2 separate regions of the Homo sapiens genome follow, and region 1 is linked to region 2. A link is a contact called in ENCODE Hi-C or POLR2A ChIA-PET data. All regions are on one chromosome and are shown on one strand. The core of a region is the stretch at or near the end of the contact, and the rest is flanking DNA. Distances in the headings are between cores, read along the strand shown. Region 1 has its middle 95 kb from the start of LINC02272. Region 2 has its middle 170 kb from the start of LINC02272.

Evidence for each region. A loop is a pair of places that touch in the nucleus more often than their neighbours do. ChIA-PET counts read pairs that join two places held with the same protein, here RNA polymerase II (POLR2A). Pooled maps may share reads with other maps.
Region 1: a map of aorta shows a loop between it and region 2 (2.1-fold over the local background). The contact joins two enhancer-like sites. A Hi-C loop is called at or near these places in 4 of 168 maps with a recorded cell type or tissue (aorta, ascending aorta, chondrocyte and 1 more) and 3 of 50 pooled maps. POLR2A ChIA-PET finds 5 or more read pairs at or near these places in 3 of 52 experiments (H1, MCF 10A and PC-9).

Annotation. Positions count from the first base shown.
Region 1 is chr4:156,546,354-156,549,053 of GRCh38, reverse strand. No RefSeq gene overlaps it. Among named protein-coding and RNA genes, the nearest start is that of LINC02272, 95 kb to the left of the region's middle. Within about 2 kb of position 1,438, at least 2 of the 41 ENCODE cell types and tissues checked have a DNase peak (open chromatin) inside an H3K27ac peak, as active enhancers do.
Region 2 is chr4:156,475,135-156,477,834 of GRCh38, reverse strand. No RefSeq gene overlaps it. Among named protein-coding and RNA genes, the nearest start is that of LINC02272, 170 kb to the left of the region's middle. Within about 2 kb of position 1,419, at least 3 of the 41 ENCODE cell types and tissues checked have a DNase peak (open chromatin) inside an H3K27ac peak, as active enhancers do.

The DNA of each region.
Region 1 (2,700 bases), core at 189-2,688, 71 kb before region 2:
TCGAGCATCTACGAGGGAATTAAAAAACAACAAAATTATGCTACGAGGAAATTCTCAGCAATTGTTAAAAGCACTGTCAGGTTACAATATGATACTAGATCTGAATTCCAACACTTCCCTCCACTAGCTGTGTGACGTTGGGAATATTATTAACTTGTCTAAGCTTGATTTTTTAAACGTAAAAAATGGAGTAATAAGAGTACTGACTTACTGGGTTATTGTTGTCATTAAATAAGATAATGCATGAAAAGTACAAAGTAAAGGCTCAACAAATCTCAGCTCTTAGAAGGAAGGGTATGCTGATGCTGATGATGATAATGATAACATTAGTGTCATCTTAGGCCTCAGGCTAAAAAGTAAAGATTAATATTAATACTTGCTCTTCTACTCACAGCGTGGTTAGTGGTATCTTGACATTATTTGTGTATATATATATATATATATATATATATATATATATATATATATTTAGGTTGTTGCAAAAGTAATTGTGATTTTTATTATTACTTATAATGGCAAAAGCCACAATTACTTTTGTACCAACCTATATTTTCTCCATCTATAAGATTAGTTGCTATTATTGCAATTTTACGAAAGTGGGATATTTTAAAAATACAATGGCATATACTGTGGGAACAGTAGAACAATTAAAATCTTGAGACAAAACTTTATTTGTGATTGTTTATTCACCTTATTCTAGAACACAAGAAGGACAAAACTAATTTCTCAGTTAATCACTAATCTGTAGGGTTTGGACAAATGTAGTAGTGAAAATAAGCCTTTCCAATACCAGTAGAAACCATTCTGTCTTTTCTTCATTTGGATTTCTCTGTATTTGTCGAAACATTACAAAGTCCTACTTTAAATGCAATCTATTTACTAGCCCATAGACTGAGTGAAGTAATCCTGAACTGGGGGCAGTCTTTTAGAATAGATAGGATCCTCCTTTCCTATCCTCCTGCTCTGAATCACTCCTGGAGGGAAACACACAGAGAAATCTTACTATGCTTCCTGTCTCACAAAAACTCCAGATTCTTAACGCTTGTCTATTTATCATTCTGTCATATGCCAGCATGTATACCTATCTTGCTCTCTGTACAAATGAATCCTGGTGTTCTACTTCATTCAATTAAAAAAGTATTTAATGATTGCCCACTATGTGTCTTTGCTTTGCATTAGATGCTACAGATAACATGGTTAGACATTATATAGAGTTCCTATTTATAATGAGTTTATAATATAAAAAGTGAGTATTACAGCCAAATATAATATTATAAATACAAGAAGGTTTTTAGAAGCGTGCAGAAGCAAAACCCAGCTTCAATTTGGGACTGAATAAGGTAGTAATTGAAACACTTGAGGAAGAAGTATCTGAGCTTATACTGAAGGATGACTCAGCCTGACTCAGATGAAATATGTGTGTTTTAAGGACATTGGAGTTTGTGGCAGACAGAGTTCCAGGCCAAGGAAATAGCATGCTTGAGGTTTCAGAGTTGAGAAAAACATGATATATTCAAGGAACCAAAAGAGCTAGTTGGGCTGGAACAGAGAAAGGCAGAGGGAAAGAAATAATAATGAAAAGAAATGATGCTGAAGAGGACGAGTGTCAGGTCATGAAGGACCTTGTCTGCTGTATAAAGGAATTTGTATTTTATCCTACAAACAAGGGGGATTGGCCTTGCAAGATTTTATGTACTGGAGTGCAATGATCAGACTTGTGTTTAAGAATCTTCTGGTGGCAGAATGAAAAAATTAACTTGAGGGGGTCACAACTGAGGCCGGAAGACATGTGAGAAGATAGTGGTAACTGATCTGGATGAAAATAGTGGCCTGAATTAAGGGAAGTACTGTGAGGTCCGGTAGTGGGAAGGAAATGAGACAGGTATTTAGAGTCAGAGAAAGAATCAGATTTGGTAATTAATTAGGTCTAATAGATAGAGAAAGGGAGGCCTTAAATTCTAGCATGAGCTAGACATAACACAATGCTTTAGAGTAGGAATATTCTTAGCATTCAGTCAATGCTTTTCTTATTCTGAAAAGTCTTAAAAGTCTGTCAATGAAGACAGATAGATTTGAAAGTTCTAGCTTGCCATGACATTTTTGCGCTAGCCCTGGTACAGTGGCCAAATGTTTATTGAGAGCCTGTTAGATATATAGATTAAGTCAGAATGACTGAGATCTCTTTCTCACAACAGTAACAGTCTTCTGAAAGACACTGACAACTAAGTTAGAGATGGAGCAGGATGAGTGTACAAAGGAGATATTCATGGAACTCTTGATAGGCATTTGCACGTAAAGAAGAGTGCCTTGTCCTAGCTATCTCAAGCAACTGCCACTTACTGTCAATCACATCTCCTGGAATTGGAATTGGACTTGGCTGCCCCATCTATCTCCATCTCTCCACAGTGAGCTCTGTTTAGTTTTTTTTATTATTATTATTTTTGAGACAGAGTCTCACTTTGTCACCCAGGCTGGAGTGCAGTGACAAAATCATGGTTCACTGCAGCCTTCACCTCCCCAGGCTCAGGTGATCCTCCCACCTCAGCCTCCTGAGTAGCTAAAACTACAGGCACACGACACCACAGCGAGCTAATTTTTGCAGTTTTCATAGAGATGGGGTTTTGCCATGTTGGCCCATCTGGTCTTGAAGTCCTAGACTCAAGTGATCCTCTAGCCTCGGCCTCCCAAATTACTGGGAGT
Region 2 (2,700 bases), core at 170-2,669:
CAGAAGCTGTGACAGATAGTACAGTTTGAGGGTAAGCAGAGGTCCTTAGCTTGCTTTTATTAAACAAACAGGAAGATAATTTGCAACGAAACATAAAAACTATAGCTTTTATAAATCTTTCAGAAAAAGTCAAACACTGTGCTAGCATTGGGCAAATGAAAATAGTCAATTCATGTAAAAGATATAAAGATAGCTAACAAACTTGTGAAAATGTGTTCAACTGCTTCCTAATTGAGGAAATGACAAGAGAGTAAGTTTTTTTAAACCAAGTTTTATAAGTCAAGATAAAAAAGATTGACATTGCTCAGAGGTATCAAGAACATGGGACAATTGGGTCTCCATTTTTTGGTAAAAATCTAAATTGTTATAATAATTTTTAGAGGAGTATGTGGTGATATATAGCTAAACATATGAATGAGTAGTTGAAATATGTGACCATAAGTCAGGAAACCTCCTTTTACCTTTCTTGGGGTGATGTTGAACGACTTAGGCACCAGAGCAGCTTGGACTACAGGTGTGAGCCATCATGCCTCACAAAGTTTTAAAATTTTCTGGAAGAGACAAGTTCTCATTTTGTTGCCCCGGCTGGTCTCGAACTCCTGGCCCAAGCGATCTTCCCACCTTGGCCTCTCAAAGTGTTGGGATTACAGGTGTGACCCACTGCACCCAGTCAGGTGTAGTCCCTTAAATCAACTTTTTTTTGTACAATGGAGTCTCACCAGCCATTAATGAGACGAAATCAAAGATTCATCCCCACACAGAATCCCTAGATAGGTAAGGAATTCCTTTCTATATGTCTCAAGTCCATCTTATTTCGATTTTTAACTTTTGTTTCTTTAATACAAGCCGCCAACTTCTAGCTTGTAACTGGTTTTCCAAGAACCACCTTTGTCCACTAAAAATTCCTTTTGCATCCTAAACAGAATAATCTTTCTCAAAGTGCAAATCTGCACCTTAGAATATTCAACACTTTTCCCTCCCTCATCCTTCTCTTGCTTGGAAACATTCATCGGCTTCCTCTTGCTCTTAGGATAAAGACCAAAAAGCAAAGACCGAAATCCTTGACATGACTTATTGACTACCATTTCAGCCTTTTCCACCACATTGTCTTCACCATCTGTTTGATGAGACCTGAACCTCTTCAGTTACTGGAGCTCATGATACTGTCTTCCTGACAGGCTCCAGACTTGATCTCTCTCTGTTCTCTATTTGATTGGTTAGTATTACTCATTGACCATACCCTAGCTCTGCCCTGGCTAACTCAGGAAATTCTTCTCTAGTCATGGGTAAAATTCCCAATTAAATAAGCATTTGTAGCACTGTGGTGTGTTTCTCTTTCTTAGCACTAACCACATTGGAATGTTATGTCTTACTTGCGTGGTTGATTCATGTCTCTCTCACTCACTAGAGACTAAGCTGCATGAGTACGTGAATCATGTCTGGTTTTCTCTCTATTATGGGATCATATTTGAAAAAAGCTCTCTGAATGAAGGAGTAAAACATTGATCTGTTTTCTACACATGATGATGGGCTGGGAGCAATGTAAGTAGGCATGAGGGAATTTCCATCTAAGTTTATGATAGAGGTTTAAGTGTCCCCACATTACCAGTGATTAAAGAAGAGAGAAGCAAAGTGTCAGGTTAATATCACCTTTTTCTTAACCTTTATCTGGCCCCATTTTAATGAGGTCTTTCCAAGCCATTTTCATGACTTATGCACCATGGTTAAAGTTACCCTTTTTCAGATGAGTTGTACCCAATGTGGGAGAAGACAAAGTGGGATACTTGGTGCCAAGTTTAAACTGATTTGGGTGAGACTATAGTTCCATAGTCTATGTTAACTTTCGGCCTAGAACGCTTTGCAAATTCAGCATAAAATAGCTATACCAAGCATGTTTGGAGTTTTCTTGAGCCATGTACTGGTGCGATATAATCTATTAGTTTGATGAAATAAATGGAAATAACTTTTAAAGGGAAAATGCTTTTTATAAGTATGGCTATCTGTCAACTTCGTTGTTTTTCCTTATAACTCTCTCTGAATATAAGAGAGCAGTACCGATTGTATATTTTCTCTCACTATCTTCCCAAGACTAGCAATCTAATTCAATTCACTGAGGTTGAGTCCACTAGAAATTTTGTTTGTTGTCTTCATGCTTTTATTCTAAAGATAATTTAAAAATTACAAAACAGATCTGGAAAATGTCTAATGATGTAGTTTGCTGAGTATAAAGAAGTATTAAATTAGGCTAAAAGTCAGGAGCTTTCATTATGTATTCAACATACTGAATATGATATGGTGTTTGGTATCTGCTGCCAGAGTATTGCTTCTAGACAGGCTAATCTGTACTCCAAGAATGACACCCTGTGGCTGAATAGATCAATAGCAGAAAGCTCATTTATCATTCTCTTCTTTGTCTTTTAAAAAAATAGTCATTGCAAAATGGGATTTATATACAATTCACTTTAATAAAAAATTATTTTATGACAAAGCCCCTTAAATGTTTAAAATGGATTGAAAAGGGCTAGCATGAATAAAGAAAACATTTCAATATTTATTGCTCAATGTATGTGCTATATATGAGCTATGTCAACATATATCATTAACACATAGCAATAATTTGTTACACAAGTAGGTAGGGATTTTTCTCTTAAAAATAGTTCATAACATTTCATTGTGTTTAAAACTTGAGGAGTGTATTCA